Regions from separate parts of the Mus musculus genome. Here all the other regions are linked to region 3. A link is a loop called in an ENCODE intact Hi-C map of the cell type or tissue named here. Cell type or tissue: gastrocnemius. All regions are shown on one strand.

Region 1 (8,000 bases), 120 kb before region 3:
GAGCTGGAATGAGAACGGCCCTCATAGGTACATATATTTGAATGTTTGGTTCCCAATTCATAGAACTGTTTGGGAAGGGTTAAGAGGCGTGGCCTCGTTTGAAGGGGGTCTGTCACTCTCAAGGGCATGGTTTGAGCACAGGCACGTCAGTCAGTCAGTCAGTCAGTCAGCCTCTCTAACCCCTTGTGTGTGTGTGTGTGTGTGTGTGTGTGTATAAAAAGATGGGAATTCTTTTTTTTTAAAGATTTATTTATTTTTATTATATGTGAGTACACTGTAGCTGTCTTCAGACACTTCAGAAGAGGGCGTCAGATCTCATTACAAATGGTTGTGAGCCACCATGTGGTTGCTGGGAATTGAACTCAGGACCTTTGGAAGAGTAGTCAGTGCTCTTAACCACTGAGCCATCTCTCCAGCCCCCGGAAAGTCTTAACTATACCAAGAAAATAACAGGCTGGAGTTGCTAAGATGTGTGGTGAGAATGAATCTTCCATGAAATTGTGAAAGGGAGAGAAATTCATGCTAGTTTGCTGAAATTCATACTAATTCACACCACAGATGTGAGAGCCACAGGATATGAGGAAGTTAGTGAGAAAGCATTATGTGGAGTCTGTCATCTGTGTCTGTGTGTGTGTGTGTGTGTGTGTGTCACCTGTGAGTGTGTGCACGCATGCACATGTGTGCAGAGTTTGGTATTTGGTACTAAGACTTGGGACATCCCTTGGGGTGGTGGGCTCCCCTCACAGATGAGGGGCGAGCACTGCACTCTGCATTTATTAGCTTCTTATATAAATGCTTACTAAGGTTCTGTTATTTTTTTTTCAGGGAATTTACAAACTTCTCAAAACACAAAGAATAGTTTTCCATGTGTGCAATAGAAGATCTACAGAGAAACTGTCCATGACCTCAGACTTTCTCCCACATTAAGGCAGAAACGCTTACATGTTTCTAGGCAATGCAGCAGGTGCCTGTTGGACATCCAGCATTTCAGGTCATTGCAGAACCTGTATCCACTACAGTAGGCATGCGTACCTGTTCTTCCTCTCCCTAGTTCAGTGGCTCTCAACCTTCCCAATGCTGTGACCCTTCAATACAGTTTCTCGTGTTGTGGTGACTCCAACCATAAAATTATTTCATTGCTACTTCATAACTGTAATTTTGCTGTTTTGAATTGTGATGTAAATATCTGATATGCGACCTCTGTGAAAGGGTCATTCAATTCCCAAAGGGGTTGCAACCCACAGGTTGAAAAGCACTGCCCTAGTGACTGGTCAAGTTCAGCAATACTCCAGACCCTGTGTCCTGAGGGGTTCTTTTGTTATTGCAGTTGTTGTGAGCTTCTTTTTCCTCTTCCTCCTCCCTCTTCTCCTTCTCCTCCTCCTTCTTCTTCTTCCTCCTCCTTCCTTCTTTTACTCCTCTTTCACCTCTTCTTCTTCTTCCAAGTTAACACAAGTTACAATCATATGAGAGAGGGGCCCTCAACTGAGAATATGCTCCCAGTAGATTGCTTGTAAGGCAAATCTGTAGGGCATTTCCTTGGTTGATAATTGATGTGGAAGGGCCCCACCCACTGCGGGTGGGGCCATACTTGGACAGACAGTCCTGGGTTCAATAAGATAGTAGTCAGAATAAGCTATGAAGAACAAGCCAGTAAGCAGGCAGTATCCTCCATGGCTCTGCATCAGTTCTTGCTTCTAGGTTTCCCACTTTCTGTTCCCACCACCATCTCCCTCAGTTGCTGGGGTATGGAAGTGGAAAATTGAGTTTTCTTTGGAAAGTCAGTTGTATTGAATGGTATTTTGCTGGGGCAAACACCTGGTGTGCCACAGCTTCTTGCCGTTTTCAAGGACGTAGACTGATTGGCAGAGTGATGTCAGCTGAGACAGATGCAAGTGCTGAGGGAAGCCCATGATGTTTGGAGGGAATGTAAAAAGGACTCAATGAACAGTGATGGAGGCTGACCTTGGCTTGCTTATTGAGCTAGCTGTGCAATGCTTGTGGGTCTTGCATCTTTGCTGATCTTCACTTTGCTGAGAGAGGCACAGCCAAGAACTTTTCCTGGTGTTCCTGTTGGCCCTGGTCCCTCCTGCTGACTCCTGCCAAGGCTGAGGCTTAGCTGTCGTTGCTAGGCAGTACCACAATCACTGCTGATTTGTGTTCGCTATCCCGACTCTACCTAACTGGACTGCTGGTGTATCTGTGAAGCGTTTGCGATCCGATCAAGCTGCTGCTGCTGACCTGTGAACTGAACTGCCAATTTCCAGACGACGCAGACGGGAGCTGCTCCAACGAACCTTTCTAAACAGGTCCACTTCCCCCGCACCCTTTCTTTCCCATGACCTCTGGTGGGTGGTGGGCTACAAGGGAGGTTAAAGCATTTAAGGACCATCATTAAAAATAGGATTTGAAAAAATTAAATTTAGTCATGGTGTTCATTGCAGCAACAGAATCCCTAACTATGACACCCTGAATTGGAAACCATGTGTTGCCACTTGAGGAAGAACTTACTGTGGAGAGATGCGATGGATGCCAACTCCAGAGACTTAACAGGAAGCTGTTGGCTACCCTAGTGGTGGTGGGGATTTCAACCAATGTTTAACTAGTTCCTTTTCTGTCAGTGTGACAAAACTCAGCAGAAATAACTTAAGGGAGGAAGGAGAGTTAAACAGTGAAGGCATGCTGGTGCTTCTGGGGGTGGGAGTGTGTAGTAGTGGCCTGTTTATATGGCAGTGGATAGGAAGTGCAGACCAGAACCAAAGGTGAGCACGACCTGCAAGATCCTGTCCCTCGTGACCCTCCCTCTGCCAGCCATGTCCTAACTTTCTGAGAGTTCCACAGCTTTCTAAAACACCTCTACAAGCCAGGGAACATGAGCTGGTATGTGTGTGTGGGAGGTATTTCAGTTCAAAAATCTAACATGTGTGAAGACTCAGGCTCAAGTATCTAGGTCTTAGGGACAGCTGTGGAGTCAGCCAGAGGTGGGTCATCTCCCATAGTTTAAGGAGTGTTTTAATACTTAAATACGGGTAGAAAACAAATCAACAGTGATTGGCTCTGTTACAAATCCCCTCCTCCACTACAGTTAGACCCATAACAATGTTCAGCTGTTTCCTTTCTGGCCACCAGCCGTGAACTAGGGAGCTTCCCCTCTTGCTTGGCACCTAACCAGCAGAACCCTATTCTCTGTGGGCTAGGCTCCTTCCTCATCGAGACAATGGTGGCCACTCACTGCACACCCACAGGTTTCTTCCTCCCCGCCCATTAACTGCTGCTACCATCTCTCTTCATGGCAGCTGAAATCCACCCATGTCTTGAGCTTCCCGGGAAACGCCTTCTGTTTTCTCACTGTCCTTACTGGTTGGCCACAAATCAATTCAAATGCTTTCCTTTCTATGACCATCACATCTCCCATGGTCCTCTGGACTTTTATTACCACTCCTGCCCCTAGAGATGTTGATGTTTTATTATCAGTATCATCAGTACTTAATATAGGCCTGTAAAATAGTATGCACACCATAAATGTTTGATGAATGAATAAACTGAGCGCACTCTAGATTAATGGCTCCCTGCTATGCAGAGATCAACTGGCCTGTTGGAATGCTACAGTGTAACAACTGGCTTCCTTCATGTGGGTATTGCAAGATATGGTGGAGGAGGAGAGGTAGAGTTTTATCTTGGAGTACCCCAATATCAGAGAGAGCAGGGCAGTGGAGGCTCATAGACATGCCAGAGAGTTTAACAATAAGGTTCTGAGAGCTGGGCTGTTCTCTCATCAGATACAACCAAACAAACTGCACTGTCCACTGCACCAGTCACGGGTATTATATATTGAATGTAGCAAACCAGATGTGGTCCATTTTCCCACAGATGTTCTGAATGGCGGCTACACCTCCTCACTAGTTTCACAGGCCCGCTCCTCTTAGATGCAATTCTACCACACACACACACCCCTTCGGCTCTCATAATTTGGATTTCTCTTTATCCCTGGGTTTGGGGCAAGATTCAAATCTTAGCTCTCCCACCTACCACGTCTGTGATGCTAGGTGATAATTTGAGATCAGGATCATCGCTCACTGTTTTTATCTCTTGAGTCAGTGGAGAAATCGCTTCACTCTAGGGTTAAAGATTAATATGACTAATGGGATTCAGTGTAACACATGACACCTGGTACCCAGTCACTGATATTCTTCAGGACGTCAAGAATATCACCTCTCCTCTCCAATGCCAGAAATCTGAAAAGACTGGCAGTAACTAACCATCCACTCTGCCTCTACACTGTACACCCAATGAGCCCGGTCCCTCCACTGAGGTACCTGGGCCATTCTACAGACATACTTCGAACAGATCTTAACCTTCAGTGACCTGGTCCTCTGCCTTCTGTGCTTTTGTGGCCATCCTGATCTTGATCTTTGAACTACGTCTTTGATATCTAATAAGTGTGTATTCTTTCCATCCTCTTGGGGAAATGATGTATCCTCAACTCTTCTGCCTCCCGTCTGAGTGCCCCAAGGCCACGAGATAGTGTTGCCCATGGGCCCATCACAGATGCAGAAAACATAAAAGCATCCTTCCATCTCATTTAAATGCCTTAATAATATTCTCTCAGAGGAGATGGGCTAATTTTATTTAGCCAACCTCAAAGCATTAGATATTTAGATTGTTTTTAATTCTTCCCTGTTATAAAAATCCTTATGAAATAGTCTTCATGCACCTTTTGTTACTTCCTCTGGGCAAAATCCCAGAAGTAGAACTGTTCGATCAAGTGTGATTCAAAGTCCTTCACCACATACAGCCATGCTGCCCTCCAGGAAGGTTGCACTAATTTATCTTGTTTTTGTCCTTATTTGGTTCTTTACAAAGAGCTCACAAGATATTTACCTGCCTTGTCTTCACATAGTTGGTGGAGCTTGGAGTTGCCTTTAAATGCCTCCCCACAAAGCATAATAAATACCTCAGCAGTTGACTCAAGGACAGGGCATTTACGTTTGCTTGAACACGCTAATAAACCTGGTGTCGCTTTAACAAGACAGATCCTATGCCAATTCTCAAAGAACCAGTGGCATATTTTAAAAATTGATCTAACCACTTTTACTCCTTGTGTCAGGCAACGGAAGCGAAGGCACGAGTGTGTACTCTATTTGTCAAACAGGCGAGAAGCGGGAAGGGGCCGCTCACTTCAAAGGCTTCTGAAGTCAGCCTGTGAAACCGTCATCTGCACTTCTCAGTAGAACGAACGCACACTGCGTCAGTAACCGCTCTTGACAACTGAAACACTAGTGCGGAATGTCTTCTACGTTAAGACCAAAGACAATTAATATTGCATAGTGACTGGCACAGCCAATGCTCAGTAAATATTTGTTGAATAAATGATTATCTGAAGACATAGGTTTAACAGAAATTCATCTCAGGGGCTCGCTGGGAAATCTTACATATGAAATCTAACCGTTCACTATGCTCTCCGATTTGTATTTGCCAGGAAAAAAAATTAGACTTACAGTCTTTTTTTTTTTAATCAAGTCATTAAAGTAAGTTGCCCTGTGAATTCCTACATCTCTATGGAAGCCAAATCCATCAGCAAGGCAACGAGATCCACCTTCCTTACATACAGAATTCCAGTAAAGACAAAGTGGCTACTCATTGTCACGATGTGTCCCTCGTGAGAACAAGCACACACGCGTCTCTCACCATCCGGGAGAGTAGGCTCACAGCAAAAAGTGAAGGGAGAGGGCAGCTCCCACCCACCCTCCAGAAACGCAATTTATTTATACCACCTTCGTGAGACTAATGAAGCTGTCAGGGAAATAAAGAATTCAGAGATTAAAGCTGCAAAGGACAGACTGACATAATTAAAGACGCCTTCTGTCCCTCAACACCGTGGATTACTGACTTCATGTCTCACTGGCTTCGTGAAGTGACTGCTCTACAGTACGTACCTGTGAACCACACTGTACAAATCCTGATTGTAAACAGGACACAGAACCTGCCTTGTCAGTGGAAAAAGCAGGGACTGAGGAGACTACGGAGTCAGAGAGTGAAGGACACTGGGAAAAGACTCTATGAGATATATGTAGATTAACTTCTAATATCCTTGTAACTCTGTTAAGCAAAGTACCAATGGCTCTGTTATTCTATTTTCATATTTTATTTTCATCTGGCTAATCTCTGCAAAGCCTACAAAGATTCATGAGAAATGAGTCAAAGGCTCTTAATTCATGTAAAAATTATTAATTACTTCATGTGCTAATTTATTAGTTACATAGCATATGCTCCAAACGGTTTGGTAAGTAGAATACATAAACTAATTAATTGCCACTTAATTTATATTCACGTGCTGGTGATACATTTAACGTTGGTGGACCGCTGTGATGAGGAATTCACTCAAGCGGGTAATGTGTGTTCGTGAAGGGCCAGAAGCAGATGAGCGGTTCCCAATGACAAGCATAAGTGAAGTGAATATTTAGATGAAGTTCAGTTTCAAATTTTACTTTTAAATTAATATTTTGATATAATAAAAAAGAAATACACAGTCATTATGGGTCAAAGCTACATCAGAAGGCAAATGGCCTATAATCTACTACTAAAAAAAAGAAGCAAGGGATGTGAGGTGGTTTCTGCCCTTAACAGCTTCTAAAAACAATTTGGAGAGCTATTTTCAAATACAATCCCAGGCCTTCAGTGAGGAACAACAGTTGCAACCTGTGGGGGTGGTGGGCAGGGAACAACCCTTTCACAGGGGTGGCAGATATCTTGCATACCAAGTGCCTACATTATAACTCCTAAATGTTGCAAAACTACAGTTATAAAGTAGCAACACAATAATTTTGCAATTCAGGAGGTCACCATAACATGAGGAACTGTGTTAAAGGGTCTCAGTGTTAAGAAGGCTGGGAACCACTGATCTAGAACTGCTGGTTTCAGGAGCGATGAGAAGGGGCAAAGGAATCTTCAACCAGGTCAACCTAGATCCGGTCAAATATTGCTGTCCAGAGGATGGAGAGAGAGAGGGCTGTCTAATTCACACGGCTGTTCTACTCACGAACTCACAGAGGCTGTGCTTGCCTACGGAAGAGTTGCACATGATGGTCCTGTCAGCAGTCTATCAAGGGTGGAGGAGGGACTCAAGGGGCCTGTCTTTCCCTGAGGGGCCATTGGCAGTTATCAGTGGCTAGAGGAAGAGGGGTCCTTTTCTTCAGGGATACAGCCCCTGTTAAGTTGTCCCTGGTCCAGTAAATACCATCCTCCAAATGCTCACACAGAAAACAGAACAAGAAGAGTCAGGGGGTTGTAGTTTAGAACAAAGGGCTCCCCAGGGATGGGACGAGAAGGTAATCGGTAGAAAATGACCATCATGCTTTAGCTGACAGAATCATACGGATTTATCATCTACCCTAAATGCACTCCACATATTTATACATGTGGAAGGCTAACTTTCAACTACTTGGCAATTGATTATCTCTTCCTTATCTTAGGAAATGAACACTATTCTCATTTGCAAGAACACAGTATCTGCACTATGGTCTCTATCAATATACAAAAGATGTCTTGAAATTATTCTTCCCAACCAAAAAAAAAATGTTCTACCCACTGCCAAACATCTTCCCACACCTTCTACTCACACAAAGGTCTGGGAAGCCCATCCTAATTTCTTCATCTATGAGCTTAACTTTTAATACTCCAGAGAACTGCCAAGTCTTTCCAACCACAAACTATTTAGTGTAGTGTTATAAATAAGCAGGGAGCTAATAAATATGAAGCCATGTAGCATTTTACAGGCAGTAAGAAATGGTTTTGTGTGATCTACATTGCTCTCTGTTGTCTTACTGGCCACAAACAGCCCCAGATAGTCCATTCTTCCCATCTGTAGGTTCTTCATTTACAGATCCAACTAAATTAAGATGGGAATTATTGGGGCAGGGGCGTGCATCTGGAACCACTCAGACAGTCTTTCCCCTCGTTGTTCCTAAACAACACAGTTTAACAGCTACTTATGTTGTGCTGTG
Region 2 (8,000 bases), 52 kb before region 3:
AGACTTGCTACCTCTGAGAAAACTGACATCTGGCCTATAAAGCCAGTCAAAAGCCTAGGGCTGGGGAGAGCAAAGGCCTTGGTGAGGAACCTACTACTGTAGTTTTTGCTAAGTGGACCTGATATCCCTGTCAAATTTCATTCGACATAGCAATCTGTGCCCTTACACTAGGGCTCCAGCCAGCTTTGGCTAGAGAAGCTTTTTGTAGTGGTCAGTGGTGAGCCTGGCCACAAATGAGATGTTCCTAACAACTCTTCCAGGGCATTAGGACCATCAGAGATAAGGGGCGGAAAGACTGTAAGACCTGGGGAACCATGGACACAGAGAGCATTGACTTCTGGGTATAACATGGCTGCCACACTACTGAACTCAATGATCCATTGATTTACATTGGTTTCTTTTTTTCTGTTCTTTATTATTATTATTATTACTAATTTTCTTTATTTATATTTCAAATGTTATCCCCTTTCCTCGTTTCCCATCTGAAAATCCCCTATCCCATCCCCCTTCCCCCTGCTCACTATCCCTGACCTCTCATTCCCCTACACTGGGGCATTGAGCCTTCACAGGACCAAGGGCCTTTCTTCCCATTGATGTCTGATAAGGCCATCCTCTGCTACATATGTGGCTGGAGCCACGGGTCCCTCCATGTGTACTCTGGTTGGTGGTTTACTCCCTGGAAGTTCTGGGGGTACTGGTTGGTTCACATTGTTGTTCCTCCAATGGGGCTGCAAACCCCTTCAGCTCCTTGGGTCCTTTCTCTAGCTCCTCCACTAGGGACCCTGTGTTCAGTCCAATGGTTGGCTGAGAGCATCCACCTCTGTATTTGTTAGACTCTGACAGAGCCTCTCAGGAGACAGCTATATCAGGCTACTGTCAGCAAGCATTTGTTGGCATCTATAATAGTGTCTGGGTTTGGTAACTGTATGTAGGATGGATCCCCAGGTGGGGCCGTCTCTGGATGGTTGTTCCTTCAGTCTCTGCTCCACACTTGGTCTCTGTATCTCCTCCCATAGGTGTTTGATTTCTTTATGTCCTGTGACCAAGATATATAGGGTCTTTGGTACTAGTTACTTATACATGATCCCCATAAGATTGGCCTTGTCATCAACCTGTCATGGTAGGAGCTGGGGTACCTATCTCTGAGGACTCTTATGCAGGTATGGAGAGACCTCCCACAGTGGGATAACCATGGGTATGACACATGACTTGTAAACAAACTCCCAGTCACGCTCCTGTAAACTAAACTCACTGGGTAAAATGGGAGCTTGTGCACACATAACTACAAAATAAAACTGGCAGTGAGAGAAGTCAGAAGAGAGAAAGAGAGGCAAGCAGGATGAAGATGACCTAAATACATCATGCTCATATACCAAAAGTAGCATAATGAAACCCACTATGTATAATTAACATATGCTAATAAAAACATCAAATTTGTAATGATTAGATTGGGTGTCTTCTCTGAATTGGGCCAGAGTTCATGATGTAAGAATGGGCTTCCAAATCCCCAGTCCTTAGCTCTGACATGGAAGCAATACTAAACTCTCTGGAAGGAGCAACTTTGATTGTTCACCCAGCTAAGCAGAAAAATTCTTGGAATGCCTGCACCAGACAAGCCCGGTGGATACAGGAATGTGGAGGATCCTAGGTCTCTCAGCCCACCTGCGCCCTCCTCCTTAAGGATAGGTGGTGTCTTAGCCAGGGTTTTATTCCTGAGAAAACATCATGACCAAGAAGCAAGTTGGGGAGGAAAGGGTTTATTCAGCTTATACTTTGATACTGCTGATGTTGATACTGCTGTTCATTACCAAAGGAAGTCAGCACTGGAACTCAAGCAGGTCAGGAAGCAGGAGCTGATGCAGAGCCCATGGAGGGATATTCCTTGCTGGCTTGCTTCCCCTGGCTTGCTCAGCTTGCTTTCTTATAGAACCCAAGACTACCAACCTAGGGATGGCATCACCTACAATGGGCCCACCCCACCCCGCTTGATCACTAATTGAGAAAATGCCTTACAGCTGGATCTCATGGAGGTATTTCCTCAAGGAAGGCTCCTTTCTCAGTGATAACTCCAGCCTGTGTCAAGCTGACACACAAAACCAGACAGTACAGGTGGCTTTCCCCTCTGATCTCAGACCAGAGCCAACTCATTTTTTATTCTTCTCACCATCACTTTTCATGGCCACAGGCCTTCCCTCTATATTTAACAATAATAACCAAAACCAAACCAAAACAACAACAACAACAACAAAACCCACCTCCTTCTCAGTAATGAAGCATTATTAAACCATCACATGTACTTGCTCTTTGAACCCACAATCTCACTTCGGCACCTTTGCAAGACTGTCAGGGAAAAGACACAACTGTACCCAGCGTAAAGCTATAGGAGAGCATGAGAATGTCACCACAAAGCTCAGACGTCCAGAAAACGCTGCAGTACAACTGAGCAGTACTCCTCAGCTGCAGGCGGAGGCACGTCTGACATGACCCTGCAATCCTCAATGGCACACGCAGCTCACAGGAAGCAAGCAGCCCACCCGCATCTCCATAAACTGACTGTAAAGTGTTGTCAAGTGTGTGTGCATGCGTATGTTAGCTCACGGGAATCTTGAACGGCATATCCCAAACGACGGTGGCTACACATAAAAGAATAGTTATGGACGTTAATCTCGGTTATGTTTTTAAGTCTTAAAGCTTTTACATTAAGTATATGCTGCTTTATAATCAGAATAAAACAATAAAGATAAGGTTATCTGAAGAAGTTAAAACAACAACCTTAATCAGCCTTTCCCGATGTAGTTTATTGTGCTGTGACACAGTCCAAACTCCTAAGGGTTGGGAGCATGGCTCCGGAGGAAGGCACGCTTGCTTAGCATGAGCAAGGTCCTAGACTGATACCCAGGGAAAAGGGAAGAGACAGAGACAGAGACAGAGAAACAGAGAGAGGGAGAGAAACAAAGAAACAAAGAAACAAAGAAAGAAACAAAGAGACAAAGAAACAAACAAACAAAGAGAAAAGGGGAAAAAAAAAAAAAACAACCCATAGTCCAAGTCCTTACTATACTGAGTAGCCATGTACAGCTGGCCTCCCTCCAGTGGGCATTTGCTCCCAACCTGCTCTGGCAACCGTTGACCATGGCTTTTATGCTGTTCTGCCCAATGTCTTACATTTCTTGCCTCCCAGAGACCTCAGTGATCGCTGTCATAGCTGACCAAGCCAGTCTTTAAAGACTCTTGCTGTCGTTCCATCGGTGTGTTTTCTGGTGTGGGTTTTTCCACACCCTGGCCTTCAGCTCCTTAGTAGCTGAGGCCGGCCTTGAAGTCAGGATCTCCCTCCTTGGCTTCCCCAGTGCTGAGATGTCAGGGGTGTCCTCTGTGCCTGAGGTCCTTCTATCTCTCTGGACTCTTTTCTTGGTCCCTCCCCTTCTGGAAGCCCTTCAGCTCCCCCACACGCTACCGTGGCAGCTGTTAGCATCTCTGCTCTAGTGCATGCTCCTGTTTCATTTCTCATCTCTAGATTCCTATGTCCCCTAGTCAATGTGATTCTGCCACATAGATATGTCCTGGCATCAGGTTTTACAAAGGGCCTACAGTCACATCTCCACACACTCCAACCCACAAGCGCTTTCTCCTTTTTCTCCATCTCCCCTCTCCCCTCTGCCTTATTCCCGCACACTCGGCATCCTATGGTCTCCCACTCAGATCTCATGCTGCCAGTTCCCTGCACACTGCTCTGCACAACACGAGTACCTGTAATCTGTCTGTCAGAGACTCTCACTCTCTTCCTAACCCCATCTCCTTTTAGCTATCTAAGTGACCTTTGAAAACAAAACTCTGACAAAGTAGTCTTGTGTTGTAAACCCTTTAATGGCTTTCTATGAAGAAAACCACTTTGCAATTTGTACCAAGCACATGGAATTTCTGTAATGAAGAAAGCTAAGACAACCATTTTGATAGAAGTCTAGTTAACAGGATTAAAGGCAGGCCCCATGTCCAGCCAGACATGGCCAATACAAAACAAACTCAATGGTATTTCTGAATTATTTTGTCTCATAATGAGCTTTTTGGGCTTTTTTTTTTTTTTTTTTTTTTTTTTTTTACTTTACTGATCTTTTGTTTATATGTTGTGGTTTCTCATTTTATGTTTTTATGCATTTTGTGTGTCTTTGTTATTTTTTTGTTTGTTTTGTTTCATTCTGGTTTGTCTGTCTTTTTGTTTTTGTTTTTTTTAAGCGATTTATTTATTTTATGTATATGAGTACACTGTAATTGTCTTCAGACACACCAGAAGAGGGCATCAGATCACATTGCAGATGGTTGTGAGCCACCATGTGGTTGCTGGGAATTGAACTCAGACTTTTGGAAGAGCAGTTAGTGCTCTTAACCCACTAGCCATCTCTCCAGCCTGTCTTTTTGTTTTCTAAAGAGAGAGTAAAAGAAGGCTGGATTTGGACAGAGTGTGAGGAGGGGAGGATCTGGGAGAAGATGAGGGAGGAGATCAGAATATAGTCTTTGTTTTGTTTTGTTTTGTTTTTTGAGACAGGATTTCTCTGTGTAGCCCTGGCTGTCCTGGAACTCACTCTGTAGACCAGGCTGGCCTCAAACTCAGAAATCCATCTGCCTCTGCCTCCCAAGTGCTGGAGTCAAAGGTGTGCGCCACCACTGCCCAGTGCAGAATATATTCTATAAAAAAATAATTGTCAATTAAAAAAAATTCATCAATTAATTACCATAAAAAAGCTTAAAAAGAAATCAGAGAATGGAAAAGTGTATTTTTTTTTATTAAGGGGGACAGTGAATAAAATATAGTGCATAAAATATATATGCAATTTGTTATAAATGACTTTCAAATAAATGAGGCAAATTTTACATTAAAAAAAAAAAAGTCTGGTTAAAATAAACTGTTAAAACTGGGTGTGATGGCACAGGCCTGTAGACCTGACCCTAGGGAGGTGGAGGCAGCAACTTAAGCTAATAAGCAACTTAAGGCTACTCTAAGCTACCTGGAGAGAGGAATGCCGATGAGTAGGTAAGCTATCCTGTCACGATTCTCAGAAATAATGAGGGGGGAGGCCAGGGTCAGGAAAGAATTAGAAGGAACCTGAGTCCCTATAGCATCCATTCTCTCGTGTACACAGCAAGGCTTGTCACAACAGCCCAGATGTAAAATCAGCTAGATATCCACCAATGGATAAAGACCACTGTGGAATGACATAAGTGACATTTACCACACTGAAATGAAATTTCTGCCATTTGCAGTAACAGGGACAGAACTAGAGGACATCATGTTAAGTGAGATTAGCCAGGCACAGAAAGGCAGCCTGCATGCTTTTTTTTTTTTTTTTTTACTTCTATGCAGTAGTAGAGATGCTGGACTCATGGAAATAGAGCAAAATTGTGGTTGCCAGAGACTCCAAAATGTATCCTAGTGAGGGCTGTTAGTAGGCACAGGGTCACCATCAGATAAGGTTTTCCAATGTTCCACAGCACAGTGCAAAAACAATACCAATCTGACTGTCCCCAACATAAACAACAACATACCAGCTATGCTGACCTGACTGTGTGTGTACCTGTGTACACATGTGTGTGGGTCACCCTGTTTCCCATAAGAATGCAAGTACAATGTCAATTAAAAGTTTAAAAAGAATTCAACGAGAGAGTAAAAGCGTCTTGAGAAAAGCAGTTAAATCCATCTATCCTGAGATAGACCCTCAGGGCCTAGCCTGAGATAGACCCTCAGGGCCTAGCCTGAGATAGACCCTCAGGGCCCAGCCAAGGTCTTTGTATACGACTCTAATTGATCTCTAATAAAGGATCAATGGCAAAAAAGCTGAATCAATGGCAAGAAGCGGAATCCTTTACAGTCATAAAGCTAAAGAGACTCTAAGTCTTTCCTGCGATTGACTTTGCAGATGATATTTATGCATCCATATGATAATAGTCTCTCGCACACAAATCTATTCAGAGAAAAGAGTGAAAGGAAAACGGAAGGGGTCACTGAAGAGAGCAGGCATAGACAGGAGACAAAGTTAACGTGTAAAACGGGGCTGAGGGAGCTGAGAGGTGGCTCAGTCAGTAAGCACAAGGATATGAGCCTGGATCCCTAGAGGCTACTTGAAAGGACAAGGACTTGTGGCACTTATCTGTAACCTGAGGGCTGGGGGGAGGAGGGGCAGGGGGACAGAGAGGCAGACTCTTCTCAGAAGCCATCCAACCTAGCTTATCAGTGATAGACCTGGTCCAAAACAAAACAAAACAAAACAAAAACCACCAGGGTGGAGAGATAGAGGAAGGTACCTAACCTCTGGCCCCCACAAGCACACACACCCACATGGCACATGCACATAGCCACAGGAGCAAATACACACACACACACACACACACACACACACACACACACATGTGCACACGTGCACAAGTCCAAACATTCAAACAAGAAAGACGGAGAAATCATACTACAACCACCCACTACACATGCGTTACACTTAGAGAAATACAAAGTGTGTGTGACTGAAACTATTCAAATGACACATGACATATGTATTATTCACATGAGAGGCCAAAGCTTTTAAATTCAGACTCCATTTCAGAGACCCTGACCTGAATTTTGAACTCATGTAAACTAACAGGCTGGTACCTAGCTTTAGTGTCCAAGTTGCCCCTCCCCCTGCCTTCCCCCCCCCCACCCCCACGAAACCCGAGCTTAGCTCCAGTCTCTAGGCTAATCCCCAACAAGACCAGCATCTCCAGGTTACACCATCAACAAGACCAGCATCTCCAGGTTATTCCCCCAACAAACCTGCCTAATGACCACCAATGCAGAGGGGAGCAGAAATTACATTTATGATATGACTCCCAGCACCAGCCAATCATGTTAAAGGCTACAGTAGCTTTTCCAATCATATGCTTGCACACCCACTCCTGCTTGCCGCTTACTATAAAGCCTTGCCCCACAGACATTCGGGGCTCCCCCACTACCAAAACCATCCTGCATGATGGCAATGCATTGAGGGGGCCCTGAGTTAGCTTAAATAGAATAAAGACCCTACTGTGAGTTGGATCAGACCGGCTCCTGTCTATTTGGGGGAGAGGGGATCACTAGCATTTCCCTGGCACCACACACACACACACACCTTGGAGAGCTATGCTGAGGCAAGGCTCCTCAACCTTTCTACCACCTTTGAGCAAGGAGATCTCACTGCGAAGGAGAAATGGGTATGAACAATGATTGACAGGAGAGGGTCAGCTGATCAGGCATACTGGATTTTTTTTTTTTTTTTGTTCTGTTTCTTTTGTCTTGTTTTTCTTTCCCTGAGTTCTGCAAATACTTGAGAGTCTGAGTTGCTTTTTGGCCTCCCGTCCCTAAAATAATGGTTCCCAAATGTCAGTGCAAGAATCAAATAAATAACCACCGCTTGCTAAACTCTCAGAATAATCCGTGCAGTTTGCCAAGGAGAGTCTGGGCTGACAACTGGGCTAGGGGTGGCTCTGCTGTAAAGATCAACCTGTGCAACCCTGCCCTAGGAAAGATATCTCTGGTTTTCAGGTCACAGGGTAAAGGACTTCACAACCCAGCTTTCCCCTCAGTCACTGTACTGACCGCGGTGACCTCTACTGGGTTAATGATCAAACCATCCAGGCAAAACCACAAAGACAGACCATGCCCACTGCCTTCCGTCTCAACTGAGAAAAGTAACTTAGAGAAAAGAATCTACAGATAGGGCGATTATCCCCACATACAGAGCCCTCACAGGAAGGAAAGTTCCTGGCAGGTGCTACCGGGGATGTCTCCACTGCCAGAGGACAAAGGGAAAACTCACCCCTCAACTATTAGCTTTCTTAGTTTCCCAATTGAAATAAACTTCATCCGGGTACTGAGAACATGAATCCAGTGTGCTTAGCCATCAGCTAACAATGCCCAAGGCGGGGAGGGTGGGGGGAACCTTCAGAATATTTAACCTTTTACAAGTTCCTGATTCCTGAACCATGGGTTGCCATTTTAG
Region 3 (8,000 bases):
AACAAGGGGTGTGAGAATGCACTGGGGTCTTTTAGAGAAGCAGTTATCAGCACTACCTACAGGAGTTTCCAACAGGCTTGGGAGGAGGATGACTCACAGGGAAAGAGAGGAATTGAGGCTGGAAGCAATGGCCCAAGCCAAAGCAGCCAAGAAAAGTATGACTTCACAGACCCCACCCCACCCCACCCATCCTTCCTACCACTCAGCTCAAGAGGCGGACTTACACTATACTCGACAGCTAGAATGGGATGCTTGGAGATGCTCCTCCTCCTGTAAGCTCCGGGACACAACCCTTACACCTTGGATCACTGCAGCCACTTCTAAACCCAACTCCTGGGAGGGTTTACAGTAAGTACCATCTCCCTCCTCCTTACTTCTAAGACATCTTTCTAGGGCTCCCAAGTTACAGACAGCTCAAGATCTTTAAAATGTCTGGAGGATTCTTCACAGGAGAGTCCCTCCATGTCCTTCCAGCCTGGCATCTCTGCTCCGCGTAGGCTTTCCACAGCCTAACCACCACCTCTTCTGGAAAGTTCCCTTTCCTGCCGTCCTCCCATAGTTCCGCATACACTTCAATAAAGCCACCCTCTACAAGGGACTTTTCATGTTTCAAGGGACCCCCCGCCCTGGGACAGGGCTGTGTGCCTTGCCCCATCTACCCCACAGCCATCTGCCCTTAGCCCAGAAGGGTTACTCCACCACTGTTCATGAGGTCCAACAGACCAGGACTAGAGTGGGGGATGATTAAACATGAAATGGACCTCGGGAATAGTTTACATGGGTAGATAAGTCTTCCTGAGACTGCCACACCGAAAGAGGACAGAGAAATGGCTGGGCCATCATCTAACATGGCCTCGGTCCATTTCCCAGGCGACAGACAATCCGTCTGAGAAACCACAAAGTCAACGACCAGAAACGGACGGCAAACCGAGAGCTTTCAAACGCATCCATCTGAAGCCTGAGTCCTTCCTGAGAGCAGCCAGGTCTAGGACTACTTTCCCTTAGCAGAGTTTGAGCCACAGGTAATCCAAGAAAATAAAAGCCTTTTTAAACCTATCATACAAACTATAGTTTTGTATAGTATTATACAAACTATAGAGGAGTGAGAGGCACTGAAGAAATATATTAACCAAGAGCATCTACATTCTGCCATGAAAGCTATTGCTATTCCTTTTTTAAGATGGGGGAGGGGGGTGTAAGAGAGCCAAAGCAGAAATGAAGGTCAGAGAATATGTGGAAGTATAATAATCTCTCCTTCATCATGTGGGTCATGGGGACTGAATTCACGTCCTCCATGGGGATTGAATTCACGTCCTGGAGCTTGGTAGCGGGTGCCTTTACCCCCTGAGTCATCTCACCTGTCCTATATCACGTTTTAAATCAAGAGGAAGTGATGCTGAATCAACTGACAAACTGGAGGTGGAAAGTGTGGAGACAAAAGCTGCCAAGGACAGACCACTCTGCATTTCCGAGACTTGCAGTTACAGCCATCTCCACCAGGGCACTTCTGCAACCGCTGCCCACACAGGACTTCTGTGGCTCCTTGGTAAAATTGAGCAAGTTTTTAAGAAAAGAAAAAAAACAAAAAAACAAAAAACAAAAAACTGTGCCCCATGGGTTCACTCATCACTGCACCTTTTGGGTTACTTCCGATGGTCACGACTTAACAAGGAAGACAACCATGGGAAAGATACCATTTTCAATTCTCCATGTGGGTTCATGCCAGGCAAGGAGGCTACTCCTGCACCTAAAGCGGTACCTAAATATTGAACAACGGCCAGAGTTAGTTCTCTAAGTACCGAGCAACAACCTGAAGTAACTGTTTATAAAGCCGGGCAACCCGGCCTCCCAGAAGACTCGGCTTCACACACGCGGGTGGAACACCTCCGTGATACATCTTCTACTTTAAAATGGTTTACTTTCGTTGTTTGAGGTTTGCCTTAGATGACGTTGGGGCCTCGTGTCAAAGTAACTTTCCTGCTCTGAATTTTAAAGCTAAGCAAAATTTAACAGAAATTAACATGGGCGCTGATTATGCTTTAAACAACTATACAACGCTCCCTCTAGTGAGGAGTCCCGAAGAGAGAGACTAACCAAGAGCTTTAACACTACAAGATTGGAGGCAGAGGTTTCAATTGCAGTCCTCCATTTCACCAGCGCCTCCTCTCCCACTGTTGGATTTAGAATTAGTTCATAATAGTCTATCAACCTACTTCAGTAAACCTTCAAGAAGGCTTATAATTCTGTAGTAACATAAACGTTCATAGGTTTGGTAAAACGTCTGGGACAAAAACATAACTATGATCCACATGAAATTCATAATTCAATAAAGGACAACCAAAAATTGCCAGGACCTGCTTAAACGTTGCCTGTCCAAACAGGCTGTCTGCTATCTAAAGTATGAATCTAAATACTGGAGGCTACAGTAAGAAGAGGCAGAGGTAGTTAACTACATCGGCTGTTTTACTTCGTGGAACAAGCATGAATTACATGGGTCAGTAAAAGCAAAGCCAGCCTACTGGCAGGGTCTGAAGACAACCTATGATGCCTATCATGTAACAGAGGCTAGACCAAATTAGATTTTCTTTCTAAATTGAAATCTGAGGGCAGCAAGGGCTTACACTCAGAGCCTCTTGCTTATGTCAATTTCTATTCCGGCTGGATCTCACTTGAGTGCCTCACTATGACAGACAAGAATATTTCCCTAAGAAACTAACTGTGCTAATACGAGTGTAACTTTTTAACGCTGCTCCCGTGGGTGGTATTTTATGTAAACGGTCACTTAACTGTTCAGTCTCATGAGACAAGAGCATCCTACATCCTTTACCCAATCAGCCGCCAGGTGCAGAGCCTTAACTTGCTCAACTCTGGGAAATCAGAAACTTCTACTTGACAGTGTGAGGCTCCAGGAAGGCTAACCTGGGCACACTTTTCTCCTCTCCTTAAAAAGGAATACTATTTGCTCTCTCCACAAAGAGGAGTGCCTGATAAACCGCTGTCACAATGAAAGGCCAAGGCTAAATCGCGGCGTGGAATTCCCAAGTTCGTCTAGACCTGGGAGTTACCAAATTCCTTTGATTGGTCTGTGAGCAAAACCTGAAAGGAAGGAAAAGCCACACCCAACTCCTAAATTTACTTTGTAAAGTGTTTGGAGGCCTTGAGAGGGAACATTTTGACATCCAGGAGGCCTGATGGAAACGTGCCACGGTCCTCCGCCCGGCGTCGCCCCGCGTCCCTGCCCCGCGCCCGCGGCTCCAGCCCTTTTGTTTGTGTCTCTGCGGGCTGGTGCAGCGGCGCAGCCTGTGGCCTCGGAGAATCCGGCTCAGGTGTGTCGTGAACCCGGGAGCAGGGGCCCCCAAAACACCGCCCGGAGCGGACGCAGGAAAAAGACCCGAAGTTGCTTGGGAGGTTCGGCTTCCGCGCAGAGGCGTCCGCCCCGGATCCCCCTTGCCCTGGCCCCGGTTCCGGCACTCACCAATGTCTCCATCCTCATCGTCGTCCTCCTCCAGCTCCATGTTCAGCAGGACCTTCCTAGTCATCATCTGCATGTCTCCCGGAGACCGTCACTCGGCTGCTCTCGGCTCCGCTCGGCTCCGCTCGGCTCGGGCCGCAAGCTCCGCTCTGCCCTCTCGGCACTGCCCCGCTGCGCTCCGCCCGCGCTCTGCTTCAGCAGGCGCTGCTCAGCCTGCGACTGAGCATGCCCAGAGGGACGCCGCCGCTCCCGCCCCAGATCAAACCGCCCCGGCTGCGAGGAGCCTGGGAGGAAGTCGGGCTGGGGGGGTTGGGGGAAGGGGAGTGGCAGAAGCCGGGCGAGCCGCGCCGCGCCTGCGGGGAGCGCTGCAGCCGCAGAGGCAGGCCGGCTTCTATGAGCTCACGAGGGTCTTTAATCTGCAGAATGACGAGACGTTGCAAGGTGCCCGCTTAGTGTGGGGGAGGAAAACGACACACGTGCGCACGGAGAGCCCCTGTGCCCCCGCCCGAAGGAGCACATGCGGGGAGTGGTCGCGGGGTGCCCTCCAAGCCCCGGAACTAGGCCGAACAAAACACGCCATAGCTACGTGTAAACTCTTTAATAAGACAATATGGGAAACTGTAGTACCAGGAAGGACAAAGAAACGAAAGGGGGAAATGACGGTAGAGAGTGAAGGAATGCCGCCCTGACAACCCAAGGACTGGGGCGCAGATGCGGCGGGAGTACCAAGTCCTTGGGTCTGCACAGCTGCTCTCAAGGACGCTGGTGAATGGTGGCTTCCCTGCAGTGCCCGGGTTGTCGCTCACTCCCTGGAGAAGCACTTGCCTCCTGAGCCCGTTCCTAGTCAATGTTCAATGACAAGACACTACTACATCCACTGTGTGTTTTATTCTTTTATATTCTTACCCTTTTCCTCTTTCGCCTCTCAGATGCTAGGAGTCCAGCCCAGCACCCCTGGCGTGCTAAGGGAGTACTCTCCACTTATCTATAGTCCCAACCTCATAGTTAATGTTCTCACTTGAAGGGAAAAAACATTGCGATCAATAATAACGCAGGAATTTAATCACGAATATGCACTAAAGGACAGTACAAATTAGAGAAAACGTCCAGGAGACGCTCTCCTTGCTCCTTAAGCTCCGGTTTTTACCAAAGAAGACTACTTGTAACATGAAAAGTAAGTGCAGAACTCTGGAGATCTTGAGAAGATGAGGAGACTATGAGAGGGAGAGAGAGGAAGAGAGGCCGGGACCAGTAATGCTAGCAATGACCCCTATGGCCTGAAATGCCATCTGCGACCTGTAATACCAGTTATGACCTATAATGCCAGCCCTCCAGAGGCCGAAGCAGGGGGACTCTGAAGCAAAACTCGGCTTCAGGACAGACTGGGAACTGAGAAGGGAAGGGAAGGCTTTAGTGAACTCTCGGTTCCAGAGGTGTGTGGGTTGCAGGAGGAAGTTTCCATCTTCATTTAGCCATGGCGATTTTCGTGCGCTGAGTCCGCTGAGTCCGGTACTAAAAGTTTTTACAGTGGTCGCTTCATCTCTGCCTAGGAGTTACTGCCACTGTTTCACCTGACCGCCCGATAGGTGAGCATCTTGTCTGCAACCACAGATAGCCAGTGTTGGGGTGGCCCTTTTACTATATGCACCTCAGAAAGTGCCTCCAGAGGCCTTTCCACCCACTTCTTCCAACCCACCCGGTCTCATCACTGACCTGCTAGGTTCTCTCAGCAGATGTAGAAGTTCTGGATCTTCCGACCTAAAGCTACTTTATAGCTCGAAAATTCTTGGGCTTGATTCTGACCTAAGTCTCAGTGAGTCACTTGGAAATTGTAAGAGATTTTATAGATGCCTTTTGCTTCTTGCTTGATAAGTGTTACAGAGCCATTGTGGTCTTTTGTGTAGACATGACTGTTGCCACAAGGAAATTGAATTACTTAGGCCAGCTGTGCATCTATTGTTAGTACACCCCATTTGGTACATTAATGCATTTCCTACAGTTTTTTTTCTCATGCATTATTTTTTTTCAATCGATCAATATATGCTGCAAAAATAATCTAAGTTATAGTCCTATATAGGAGCCATACTCTTAATCCTAAGGGGGGGGGGAATGTCTGTGTAATGCATAGTTTGTGAGATAAAATGCTTGCGGCATTATGTGGCCAGTATTTGTGTTTGCAAGGCTTTTCAAAGTCAGGGTCACAAACCAAATACTTTCCTACTCATTTGTTTTCAGCCAGGATGCTCTCTCTGCCCAGCCTTCGGATGCTGGTACTCCACTGGCTTCAGTGTTCAGCCCTCTTCTCCTTCTATATAGAACTGGTGCTGTTCTACAATTTTAACTACTATCTATCCCAACCAAGAAAGAAAAGTTCTATGGGCATCCAAACAGTGTACTCACACAGGCCCCTATATTCCAAAGCTCCTGAAAAATTTAAAACCCTACAATTGCCATTTTATATTTATTTCTTTATTTCTTCCTTCCTTCCTTTTTTTGGGGTGGGGAGGTGTTGAGACAGGGTTTCTCTGTATAGCCCTAGCTGTCCTGGAACTTGCTCTGTAGACCAGGCTGGTCTCGAACCCAAAGGTCTGTCTGCCTCTGCCTCCCAAACTCTGAAATTAAAGGTGTGCACCACCACCACCCAAAAGGCAACCTTGACTTTGTAAATAACATTGTCTGTGAAATTTAATTTTGTCAGTGAGGTCAGATGGGACAATGCCTCTATTCATATGCAATACCTCATTGTCATTTCCAGGTCTCTGTAAAATGGGCTAGCAAGCAGCTGCTGTATTCTTCAATCTCTGCAATCCTCCTGAGCATACTTGAGACCACCCTAGAAGTCTGGGCACTGGCAAAGGGTCAGGATCATGACCAGGTGAGGCATGGTGGCAGCTGTCCCTTACCTGGATTGCCAGAACCTCAATCACCCAGACTGAAAAGCAAAGAATGTCTCTCTCACACAGAGATTGTCATCTCAGCCATGTGGACTGCAGTGAAAAGCCAGAGAGACGTACCTGGCTCGCCTTCTGCCTTTGCAAAAGCAGTTAGTCAGACCACCAACAGATTAGTTGGAGACTCCACAGCTACAGAACCTTATATGCTCTTTGAACAAAGAACTCTAACCATTACAATATTTTAGCTTTGGGGAATGAAATATGGAGTGTAAAAAAATTAATTAATTAAAAATATTTTAGCTTTAGTTTTAATTATTTGTATATGTCTGTGTGCCATTTGTATACTTGAGTGCAGTACCTGTGGAGGCCACAAGAGGGCGTTAGGCCCCTTGGACCTGGAGTTGTGAGCAGCCTGATGTGACGCTCTTAACCAGTGAGCTGTCTCTTCTGTGCCCTTACTTTTTTTTTTTTTTAATCTTGTAGCTCTTGTGTGATTTTTTTCTAGAGAGGCATTAGCAAACATCTGCTTGAGCCAGAAGAACAACCAAGTAACAGCTCCACTCGAGTCCAGTATGGTGAGCCAGTGAGTGTATTGGTGTTGGAGGAACGCTAGTGGCTTAAAGGCAGATGCATCATTGAAAAATCCAAACCAGCACAGGCATCCCTAGAGCTCTGCTTCCTTGGCACTCTGGGAATGACCTGTATGCAGTTCAGCAAGTTAGAATTTACTTCAAGCAGCTCAGACCTGGGAAATCTATCTTCCACCACTGTTACTGTTTATATAACGTTGGAGGCGGGGCTTCAGAGTCCTGTAAGTTTTAGGTACTTCCTGACAATGAGGAGGCTTCCTTCCTGACTTTCAAGGAACCTCTCTCCAGGAAGGGATGTTTGGGTGCTTCCATGCAGAGGGACTTGTTACAGGACCACCACTGACCCCTGAAAATTGTGTATGTGGAGACTACCGCACCTTTCATTTGCAGTCTAAATCTCTGTCCATATTCCCAGATTTGAGGACACACTGGCCCGTCTCTTGGGCCTTTCTTATGCCATTGAAACTTAGCAGGCCCAATCTCAGTTTACAATCTCTACCCTCAAACTGCATGAACCAAGGAGTGACCCCAGATCCTCAAAGAAACCAATAATCTTGAGAGTGGAAAGCAGACAGTTTAAGCTCCGTAAGTAAGAGTTATTTTGGTTCCCTTCCCCTGTCTGCTTTAGCCAGCCCATGGCTAAATACTGCTGCGCTTACTTCCTGGCTTCCACACACCCAAACCACCTTATCTATTGCGGTATTTTAGGGAAGACCTGGAGAAACTGAAGATTAATGTATGCAACTAGTATCTGAAGGGCATGTTCTAGGCAGAAGGCAAAGTAAATGCAAATCTTCCCAGGAGGCGTAGCACAGGGGGGTGTGGCCTAATGGGATGGTGAGAACCTGCCAATTAGAGCAGTGGTAAGTGCCTATTAGCTCAGTTTCTGCTGAGCACCTTCTTTGAAAGGACCTGGCACTAACTGTTACTGATAACATAGAAGGAGACCACTTACCAGGAAGGATAAAAAGCAAGACTTTTGATAGCTCCTTAAGCGGGGCTATAATGGAAGAAAATTTCCAGGAGAGTCCATGTACGGCATGA

What was found. Peaks named below come from ENCODE experiments on the same cell type or tissue, not always from the same donor. Only the 100,000 strongest peaks of a DNase experiment are listed, where the experiment ranks them.
Region 1: a loop joins it to region 3, with 2.1 times the contacts of the local background. A loop is called at or near these places in 5 of 42 quality-filtered maps.
Region 2: a loop joins it to region 3, with 1.9 times the contacts of the local background. A loop is called at or near these places in 8 of 42 quality-filtered maps.

The regions. Positions count from the first base shown.
Region 1 is chr15:95,901,656-95,909,655 of GRCm38, reverse strand. All of the region lies in intron 3 of Ano6 (anoctamin 6), which reads right to left. Gm41389 (a long non-coding RNA gene) reads left to right here. Exons shown (of 2, transcript XR_875611.2): 1 at 1-2,306; 2 at 5,105-8,000. Among named protein-coding and RNA genes, the nearest start is that of Gm41389, 6.2 kb to the left of the region's middle. In gastrocnemius, no CTCF peak of the experiment used is centred here; DNase peaks (open chromatin) are centred at 2,090 and 3,168; H3K4me3 peaks cover 534 bases; H3K27ac peaks cover 2,124 bases.
Region 2 is chr15:95,838,213-95,846,212 of GRCm38, reverse strand. All of the region lies in intron 1 of Ano6 (anoctamin 6), which reads right to left. Among named protein-coding and RNA genes, the nearest start is that of Gm17546, 12 kb to the right of the region's middle. In gastrocnemius, no CTCF peak of the experiment used is centred here; a DNase peak (open chromatin) is centred at 3,133; H3K4me3 peaks cover 773 bases; H3K27ac peaks cover 4,748 bases.
Region 3 is chr15:95,786,532-95,794,531 of GRCm38, reverse strand. It overlaps Ano6 (anoctamin 6), which reads right to left and starts at 3,689. Exons shown (of 20, transcript NM_175344.4): 1 at 3,476-3,689. The coding sequence starts at 3,548. A130051J06Rik (a long non-coding RNA gene) reads left to right here. Exons shown (of 2, transcript XR_875618.2): 2 at 6,228-6,643. In gastrocnemius, CTCF peaks have their summits at 1,478, 3,850 and 6,739 (motif pointing right); DNase peaks (open chromatin) are centred at 1,490, 3,637, 4,209 and 6,734; H3K4me3 peaks cover 3,466 bases; H3K27ac peaks cover 3,889 bases.